2 separate regions of the Homo sapiens genome follow, and region 1 is linked to region 2. A link is an interaction called in ENCODE POLR2A ChIA-PET data of the cell type or tissue named here. Cell type or tissue: IMR-90. All regions are shown on one strand. Links, peaks and the distances in the headings refer to the core of each region. The heading gives the core; the rest is flanking DNA. Region 1 overlaps CHRM2 (cholinergic receptor muscarinic 2). Region 2 overlaps CHRM2 (cholinergic receptor muscarinic 2).

Region 1 (5,392 bases), core at 94-5,093, 61 kb after region 2:
AAATCTTTTCTTTCCTGAGAAAACAGAAAAAACTTACACCAAAGTCAGAACCTCTACCATTAACTGTCAGTGATACTTACATTAAAAATACACTACAGTTCCTCCCATTGTCACTGCCTTACCAATGATATAACCCTTCCTCTACCTTTGGGAAAGTGGTGTTTAATTTAAATGTATATTGCAGCTTCACACTGATTATCTCATTTGGAACTCTTGTTAAAATTTATTTTTAAGATTCAAAAACTTGAATCTACCCAATCTATGTTTGGGTAGCGGAGATATTTTTCATCATCACTCTAGCACAAGATACAAAATAATTGTCTAAAGTACCAACATACATGAAATAATGTAGTTTTCCAATGCCATGTTCTCTCCTAACATCAAGCAAGTGGTTCACCGCTAATGTTACTGGTCTGGATAAAGCCTTTGCCTCTGATATACTTTAGATTAAAATATATAAATACTCAAATCAAGACACATGGAGCAAAAGGAATATTTTAAATTCCCCTTGATCTCTGAATTTCCCAAATTCAGGAACAAAGGGTAAAAACTACAAACGTCACAACACATTGTACTGTAGCTAGGTAGAATAGATGACTAATAGACACCTAAATGGTCTGTTAAATGACTAATGTAAAAATTGTCTTAAAATGAATGACATGATTGAAACTATAAATCCATCACAGCAGATCACAGATCAGTCACAGATAAATTGTTTAAGATCCAACTCCATGTTTGAGTCTGTGTGCATGTACATGTCTCTGTCTGAGTTTTGTATATGCTTAGAAATAAAGAACTAAAGTAATACAGACCTTAAGTACAAGTATCATTTTCTTTGTTTTTGCTTCTCCCAATTTTCTAAATTTTCTTTAATTACCTTGTGCTACTTTGTAATCAGAAACAAAATCAATTATAATTTTCAAATATTTTCAACATTTTAATAGGTTCTAATACATTTAGAATTTTCTTCTATATTACCCTTCTATGTTTCTACTTGCTTTCTTCACTAGTTGAAAAGACTCTAAATTAAGATGTCTCGATATAGCTGGAGACTTTGTGTTATTGTTCTCCAATAATCTGCTGAATTTTAGACAGACCAAGGTCATCCATGCCTTCAAATCTTAAGATCAAACCATTTGTATCAAACTAGTCAACATGAATAGAGTTTCTTATAAGCAAAGTGATTTAAACTAGGAGTACATTGTACTTCATTACATGCTGAATACTAATATATCTGAGTGTCTCTAGCCCCAAAGACAGAGAATTTGACTGGAATAAAAATAGGTAGTTTTCAATAATTTTTCTGATTTACTCAGGGATCTACAGGAAGAATGACATCGCTTTCAATAGCCGCATAAATTAAGTTATCCTTCCTGGTGACTTAAACACACAGGTTCAGGACAGTTAGAATAACAGCCAAAGTTAGAATTTGGGCTCTGACAAAAATTCCTTTTTCCTCACTCTAATTATTATATTTAAACAAGAAGTCAAACTGAATGTAAGAATTAATTTCAGAATTTAATGATTCTAATATGCAAATTATTTTTTCCTCAGTTTTTTTTGAATATTAATTATTTTTCTCAGATCTATATTGCATGTAGATTCAGTATATTATAGCACATTCAACACTTGATCGCCCTTTTTTATTTAACTAAAAATAAGATATGAGGCAATGACTGTAATCACATTAGAATCCAGCTCCCACAGTAGAGTCAGAGCAGTTTGAATTGATATTTGTGTCACTGTAAAAAACCGACTGCTTGTCACATCTACTGGTGTTAAACACAACATCTGGTTCAGTATAATTAGGTTTTCAAGTAAGTTGATGAGAAAATAAGCCTTGTGCACTTATCCAACTGGAGAAATATAAAGAATTTTCTTGTGATTGACATAAATATATGAGATAGATTTGAAAAAAATAGAGAATCACATCTTGAGATTTCCACGCTTTTGACACCGAACGTGACCATTACATATCACTTAGAAAGGGGAAACAGAACTCAAATTTTCTTTCACCACCAAACACACAGTCCATGATGACATTTTTTGCATGAGTTAGTGGAAGAGGGTCTCCTGTGGTTGGTCCTAATTGAGGGTTTGTATCAGAAAAAAAGAGCAATGAAGCCTGATGGCTTTGCTGATAGCAAGCGCAACCACACTGGCACAGACAGGACTCTGAAAGTAACTGAATCACTGAACGTAATGGTGTATGAGAGAGGGCAGGCATTTCTGGAGTTGGGAATTGGTCAGCTAGGGGAGATGAAGTTATGTGACCTGGCACTTGTCTCCTCTTCTTGTCAGGATCTGAATACTATCTCTGCCCACTCTTCTGGAAGAGTCCATCGCACAGCAGGTTACTTCTCACTCAGGGTACCTTTGTTACTGAATCTTTAGCTAATGGCTTCAGAAACTTTTAAAAGAAGAGTGCTTCAGCTGCCGCCTAAGGTTGTTGATGTAGCTCTCGAACATGTTGTCCATGTTGCTCCGAGTCGTCGTCTGCTGCTGCAGGAGGCTCCACTTGGTCTCCAGCATCTTGTTCTGCTGCTCCAGGAACCGTACCTTGTCTATGAAGGAGGCAAACTTCTTGTTGAGGGTCTTGATCTGCTCCTTCCCCTGGATGCGCACGGCCTGGATGTTGGGGTTCACCTCTAGGATAAGGGGGCTCAGCAGGCTCTGGTTGATTGACCGTGACTGCAGTGATCCCTCCCATGCCGCTGGCCCCACCATAGCCGCTGCCCAGGCCACCCCGAAAGCTGCTGCTGTCCACTCGGGAGAAGCTCGAGGAGCTCATGCGGGCACAGGGCCCACTCGTGCAGGAGCGGCTGCTGAAGGCCCAGGGGCCAGAGGTGGACACCTTGTAGGACTGTACCCCTCCTGCGCTGCCCCAGAGCCTGGGAGGGAGGCCGCCATGCAGTGTAGCACTGGGAACAGGAGACCCACCTGAAGCTCAGCCCTAGCCCTCAGCCCACCCGCAGGGGAGTTTACTACCTGGGGACCCCCCTTGCCGATGCCTCCAGCTACAAAGTTGCTTTTTTTTTGGTCCAAAATAAAACTTCAGCTAGCTCTGCCAAAAAAAAAAAAAAAAAAAAAAAAAAAAAAAAAAAAAAAAAAAAAAAAGAGTGCTTGTGTAGCCATCAAACATTAATATAATTCCAATTCTAAGAGGCAGGATAACTAGAGATTACTTTAGTGTAGGAAACCTTTGCTAGTCTCCTTTCATAACTTCATTCAGAAGTTATGTGCTAATTTCTGTTCCACTGGGCCATGCAGACATCAACCTACTTGTCCCCATGAGGAAGCAGTAGCAGAAGGGAAACTGCCACAGATGCTCCTTCCAAGGTAATATCAATCACCTCTTTTCCCTCTAAGAGAAGTAGTTTTGTTTTGATTTGGAAATAATTACTATTTTATGTCTCCTTTCCTAGGCTTACACAGGTGTGGAGCTATTTAACTTGAAATTTCATTCAGGGCTTTACTGGTTTTAACAGCAGTAATATGCACTTGAGATTAACAGACTTGAGCTCAAGTTCCAGTTCTAATGCCCCTTTTGGGATTTGGGAAATTAACCTCTTAAGCGTCAGTGTTTCTTTTTCTGCAAAGTAAGGATAATATTATTTACTCTGCCCAACTAATGGGTGGTTGCAAAGAGTAAAGAATTAAAAAAAATACACAAAAGGACTTTTTATATGTTAGCATTCTATGTATATGTTATTACTTTCCTCTTTACAATAAGATTCTGGGTTGGGATGTCAAGTTAATAATTTTAGATGTTCTTTAATTTGGCTCTAACAAAAAATAATTAAAATAAGTATAGTGGGACTTACTCTGTTTTTCAAGTGAAGAGACAGAGCTTTATGAAAATTAAATAAATTAAGGAAAAGTCACAAAGCTAATAGAGTGGATAGAATAAAGCACACATTTCAGTACATAAAAATGGACATTTGATGAAGCTTCACAGGAGCAAGTATGCTTGTAATGAAAATTAAATATTGTGAAATGCAAGAGGATTTATCTATATAAATTCATTGCCAGTTAAACAATTATATCCAGTGAATATTGATTGTATAACAATTTTAGTCTAGGAACAGCTTACTAGGTACGATTTTATTCTGTACTGGGTTCTTCAGCTTTGTAATACATTTCCTAATGATTCTGATGAAATCCTAATAAAAAGCAATATATTTGTGGATAAGAAGAGCTGAACAGGATAGTTTTAAAATTTAGAATCATAAATGTAAGCAACATCAGTAGGTTTAAATAATGAGCCAAAACTAAGTGGTATTTAAGTTAACAAGTACATTACCTGCTAAGTTTCAAACAACAAACTAAACAAGAAAAGAATATAGCAGTTTGTGTGAAAGAAGCACTTCATGCCACAGTAAAATTGATATATCAGTGGTGTGATTCAGATGCTGTAAAGCCATGGATACAATCTTCGACAGCTGCCCGTATTTGAAGCAGTACAGTATACTCGCGTTGAACAGATCAGAGAGGAAGCCTTCTGTAGTGATTAAAGACATAGACTCTGGAATTTGCTTGCCTGTTAAATACTGCCTTTGTGATTGTCTTCTAGTTGTGTGACTTTGGAAAGTTACTCAATCATCTTGTACCTTATGTCTTTGACTGTAGAATGGAGTCAATAGTAGTACATAACTTACTGAGTTATTGAGATTTAAGAGCATAGCCAAATGCTCAAAATGAGACATGGCCCAAAGTCAGTGGCCAGTAGAACTGTCAATATTAATTCTGAATCACAAACTAAGAAAAAGCACTTCCAACCTGAAATAGTAACAGACAAGGTAAGTAGGATGCATAAAAATAATATATATTGCTGTTTATTGAACATTGATTAAGCTCCAAACCACGAACAAAAGCATTTGTATTTAATCCTTTCAAAAATTCTGGGTGTTAGGTACTATTATTTTCCTTTTGCATATGAAGAAACTGTGAATTAGATAGGTTATATAACACAACCAATTAAGTATAGGTGTTTTCTTGGCTTTGAAATACCTTTACCTATTAAGTAATGCTTATTTGAGGATCAGCTGTCACAACTGGGGACATTTATCTTGGAAGAGCAGTGACCAAGTAAAAGCATACTGTCTCCTAACATTTGAAGGACTGTCAAGTACAACAGGGGCCTGACCTTGCCCAGCTAATAATGCAGTCCTACATAAAGATTCTAGAACAGGGTCCTAGTTCATCCCCTTATCTGCTGAGGCCTGGGTTTACTGCATTAACCTCTTATCTGAACTTCATACCACTAAGCTTTTCTTAGTACAATTCATCCTGCATCCTGTTATGAGATTAATTTTCCAAAAATACTACCGCTGTTATATCAGCCTCTAGCTTAAAACTCTTCAGTGCTTCTTCCATGGTATGCAGGACAAAG
Region 2 (5,392 bases), core at 185-5,184:
TTTATATATCTTTGTCTTACTTTATTTATTTCTCTTTTTTTTTCTTCACATGTTCTAGCTCCTTCTTTTATACTATGACCTAAATATACAATCATCTTAACTGGTGCTGTTACCATGGTAATGTTTCATGGTAGATAAGGGTACACACTAAAAACTCAGTTTTCTCATTTTCTTTCATTAGTAATGGAATTCCTTCTGTCTCTCTTTTTTTTCTCTGTCTTCCCCCATGCCCTCCCTCTCTCTCTGCCCCCCCTCTCTCCCCTCTTCCCTCCCAAATCCAAGCTTTCACTGAATGATGCCCTCTGGTGTTCAATAACTGGAAGCACATTGGATTGGATAGGACAAGGACATCCGTTTTAAAGCTTAGGGAGAATTTCAATTTCAAACAAAAATTCAACTGGACCTAAGCAAGAAGGACTTTGAATTAATATGTTTTTAAGCAAAGAGATTAGTAGAATACATTTGTTGTCTGGGCATGTCAAATGTTGTTTACTATGTATACAGTTATGGCAAAGGGGTGGGAAGGATATTTATACCCTTACAGGTTTAACATTGTTATGAAAATGTTCTTATGGAAGAAAAAGAGATGCCACCGAGATATCCCTGGGAGGATAGTCTGATAGAATATTCTGCACATTTAAGTCTTTAAGACTTCTAAATGGAAGTCTTCTATCTTTAGAATGGAAACATTTTTCTTGCTGAATATATATATATATATGTAAAAAATGCATGTGTGTGTATGTGTGTATATATATACACATATATACATATATACACATATATACATATATACACACATATATACATATATATACACACACATACACACACATGAATTTTATATATATATATATATCTCCAGCAAGAAAAAAATATATATACATATATACATATACATACACACATACACACACGCGTGAGAAAGAAAGAGTGGAGGTATTTGTTAGGTGAGAAACGTAGACGTTTTACTCTTACTTACATGATTGTGTGAATAATAATATCAAGCTGCACATTTTTATTAATCCCTAAATACATGGCAAACTAGAAGTGAGGTTGATATGCTATAAACATATCTTCTTTCTTTCTCATTCCAAATTCCACTGCTGCCCTCTGATCAGACCCCAGGTTAAATCTGTTCCCTCAGAGGCTTCCCTGGAATCCATCCCCCTCTTTCCATCCGGGCATCTTTTCAGACCTTTCGCACCTCTCACATGAACTATCACCAGAGCCATATGCTTCTAACCGGTCTCCCACTCTCCAGTCTTTCTCTAGTACAAGCTACTCCTCACATTGCCAGAGTGACCTTTCTAAAATGCAAATCTGAACATGTCGTTCTCCTGTTTAAAATTCTTCAGTGTTTCTCAACAGTCTAGGATAAACCCTGAGATCAAACCCATGTGAGAGCTTCCATAGCTCATAGAGCTGTTTTGCCAGCCATCTTTCTCACAGGCATTTCTTCATCCTCCAACTGCACAAGGAAAGAATCCATGCACATAGCTTAGTGTAATGACTGGTACAGTGTACATGCTAAATAAATACTAGCCAATATATTTATTTCCCCTTTATTCTCCTCCTCCTCTTCCTCCTCTTCGTGGAATTTATTATTATTATAATACTAACAGGCAATGATAAGCTTCACACTTATACTCTAGCCATTCCTCAAACTAATAATAATACTCATGAAAAGGTATGATATAATATGATGAAGTTAATGAATATTTGGCATCCTCTATCTCATTTAATCTCTCACAGCCATGTGCACCACCTGGTGCCCACTAGGTGCTCAGTATATTCCTGTTATTTTTATATACCTAATCAATATAATAATAATGACATTTTTAGCCCTTATTATTCATAGCAACATGTTTTGGAAGGCGAAGCCATGGGTGTTTTTATTTTAAAAAACAAATTATTTACAAAGGAGTTAACTTATAAAAATGCTAGGCAACTTGGATGGTTTTATCTGGTGCTGGTAGTAGAGTAACAGCTAGAACTTGTTAGGGATACAGATGACGTGAGAATAGAGGCCATATTTTATAAATGATGGCAATATACACTTACATTTGTATTTCTGTCTTCTCTTTAAAACGAAACCAAATGCCCTGATGTTTCCAAATAACACAATTAAGTGGAATTTTTAAAACCACTTTCTATTTTCAAAATAATTTTACTATTATTTTATTGCATAGTGTGCAACCGCATAGATACCCACAGTACCCCTCCATTTTATCGTATCAAAGAAACTGTAGGCAACTTCATAGGCTGAGGGCTATTTTAAGTTCAAATTTCCAGCACATGGACAATGAGTAACAGCAACAATAAAACTGAGGATCTACATTTTTAAGATTAGTGCAAAATACATAACAAAAACTGTAGTAACGAGGCAGTCTTTTGAAGCTATCTGTATTTATTGGGCTCAGAAAAACAGGACCTCTCTTTTCTGAGGCTGAGAATCCTAAATATCCTTGAATATTGACCTCTTGGCAGAACTGGGCCCACTTTTTCAAAAGTCAATATTCATGTCACCAGGTATAGTGCTTTAAATGATAAGATTCTGAATTACTTAAATAACTACTATCTTCTAAGAAGTCATTTAAAAGAGATTAATTCACAGGTTGAGTATCTGAGACACTTTATTCCTCTTGTAAAGACATTGAGTCAGGCTGGGAATTAGGGACAGGAATCTAGATTTTTAACCAGCCCCTTCCATGATACTGAGGTGGGAAATCACAGGACTACATTTTAAATAACAGATTGATGAACTGGAACATAGAAGGCATCAAGGAGGAAAGAAGATAGGATGTACAACTCAAAATGTTGCTGCCAATAGTACTATATGTATTTTCCATTAGGGCCCGGACAGAGAGCTTTGCTGTAGCCGGAGACTTTTTGATTTGTTAGGCAAATTCTAGTGTGAACAATGAATAACGGTTCAGGAAGACAGCTATAGATTAAGAAGCACATCTTTCAATGTAGAGGAAACCTAGATACCTGTGTGTTTAGATGGGACACAGTCCCATTTGCATACAATATGTCCTTGGAGTTAAATCAGTCTCGGCTACTTAAGAAATAAGTACTTGATTTCTTTTCTATTTCTTATTTTTTTCCTTCTTAAATTCCTTTCATTCGTTTAATATCTTCACAGATCATATATATCTTCATGATTCCAGAGCTCCTCTCTGCATTCTTCTATCTGGTGTTCTGTGTAGATTCTTATTACTAATGTAGCTGGATCAAGCACCTGGACTTCTTCCTCTTCTTCTCTCCCAACTCTAGTGGAGGAGTTAGAGAAAGTGAGAGAATTGTCTTAAATGTTAATGCTGATACATTTCACTGTCATTGTTGCAAAATGTTGTTGCATTCTGATGATCCCAAGTAACAGGCGGGTATGATACCTCCTCTAGGAATAAGAAAGTTATAATGACTTTTCTTGATGTTATTGTTCACCCTTAGTCATGCTGATGATTCTTCTGTTTGAATAAAGCAAATAAGCTGTTCTTCACCTCCTCATTCATGCCAAGCCAATAAACAAGACAGAATCATGTTGGAAAACAAGCTTCTTATTTCTTATTTAATTAACTACCAAGGAACTCTTTAGGAGGAATGTGATCGTGAGCTAAATAATTACCTGAAGCCTAATTTTTCTTCCTTTCTATAAAAGATAAGCACAGAATAATTTGATTGGTAGAGGAAAAAAATACATTTCACAACCTGTTTTACATTGTTGAACACGATGAAGATTTTCTAATACTCTGCCTTCCTTGGCACTGTTACAAAGGGAAGAGCTTCTACCATAACCAGCATGAAAATAGAAAGTGATAAGAAAATTCTACTTAATTGTGTTCTTTGGAGAGCATCAGGGCATTTGGTTTCATTTTAGGGAGAAGATAAAGAGCAGCCCCAGGGCCAAAGCATGTTTCCCAGATATGCCCACTGTTTTCTTGCTTTATCCTCAAAATTACTTTTCTATGAGATTTTATCAGTGGAGTAGGCAGTTATGTCTTCGCATGTAAGCCTAAATAATAAAGACTTTATTTTTCTTTGTGCTATGCTGGATGGAGGTACTGAAGGCAGGAGGAAGGGTAGATGATATAGGTTTAATTTCTATTCTCTCTGGCAACTGGGTATCATTCAACAGTAAACAAGCAATCTCAGTTTTGCTTTATTTTAAAATAAGCCTGACTGGATATTTTCCATGGCTAGTTATATCCTTATCAGGGGAAATTTCAGAATTTGGGGTGAGATACTCTTCTGTGACAATAATAATGGCAACAAAAACCACGAAATGACAGCTGCTGTTTTTTGAGTGTTTACCAAATTTTAGAACCTATGCCATTTCTTTACATGTATTGTTTCTATACCTCATGCCCACCCGATGTGGTAAATTTATTCCTTTTTCTTTCTAAATCTTGAAACCTTGGCTTGTTGACACTAAACAACTTATTCCAGGTCTAAGAGTGAGTATGTGGCTCAGCATTATTTCCACATCTAAGGTCAAGGATCAGTTTTTAATGTTTTTTGTTTTGGTTTACTATACCACAAGCAGTTCTTTCAGAGGATGTCTCACTATATTATTTGGCATCTAATTCTGATAAGGCTAAGGAAAAAGAGAGAGAGAAGAAAAAGAAATAGAAGCAAGTCTCACTTCTAGTCAGTGTTCAGAAAATGAAGTCATGAAAACAGACTTCATGGTAAAGGAATCAGTCTTAGGTGAAGTTTAGAATCTGTCTCCTGGCAACTAACCTCCTGGCTTAGCATAATTTGAATTTAAAAGTGCTTGAGCCTTCGTAGTTCCCTGGGAGCTCTTTCTAGGCACAGAGGTGGAAAAAGTCTCAGCAAGGCTTTCAGGTATGAAATTTCCAAGGCATACAATATTTATTGATGTTTATATAACATATATGTTGCAACATTTCTGTTGATTAGGAGAACATTAAGTATCAGTAAAATGTCATTATTTGATCTCCTTCTATTTCATACTGTTATATCTATTTCCTTCCTCTGCAAAACAATTGCCATTACTTAACCTTAACTTCTGCATTGCAGATGCACAAACAAAAGGCCAAAGAGGCTAGATGTCCTAAGGGATAAACCTGCTTGGAATAATTCTGTTCCTGTTTACATGTCCATTGTTAACTAACCATTTATTTGCATGCCCCCATATCTTCTGGAAATCATGACTGTCTATTGGGAAATGATAATACCAGCTAATTTCTTTTTCACAATTAATTGAAATTTTACACTCTTACATTTCAATATCCATCAATATTTTTACATACTGACACTTTTAATCAAGGATTATCTTTCACAGGGGAGCTGTAACAGGGCCCTAATTAATTAAAGTGATAATTACTCCTCTCCCTCGCAGTTTGTTAGTTACATAACACATTCTCCA

What was found. Peaks named below come from ENCODE experiments on the same cell type or tissue, not always from the same donor. Only the 100,000 strongest peaks of a DNase experiment are listed, where the experiment ranks them.
Region 1: POLR2A ChIA-PET joins it to region 2 with 9 read pairs; 3 of 35 experiments call an interaction of 5 or more read pairs at or near these places.

What each region holds. Positions count from the first base shown.
Region 1 is chr7:136,935,847-136,941,238 of GRCh38, forward strand. The region is part of intron 2 of CHRM2 (cholinergic receptor muscarinic 2); the gene reads left to right. All of the region lies in intron 2 of LOC349160 (a long non-coding RNA gene), which reads right to left. It also overlaps the pseudogene KRT8P51. Among named protein-coding and RNA genes, the nearest start is that of MIR490, 35 kb to the left of the region's middle. RefSeq lists an enhancer at 190-359. In IMR-90, for the core only: no CTCF peak of the experiment used is centred there; no DNase peak of the experiment used is centred there.
Region 2 is chr7:136,874,322-136,879,713 of GRCh38, forward strand. All of the region lies in intron 2 of CHRM2 (cholinergic receptor muscarinic 2), which reads left to right. Among named protein-coding and RNA genes, the nearest start is that of CHRM2, 8.4 kb to the left of the region's middle. In IMR-90, for the core only: a CTCF peak has its summit at 311 (motif pointing left); a DNase peak (open chromatin) is centred at 210; H3K27ac peaks cover 1,267 bases.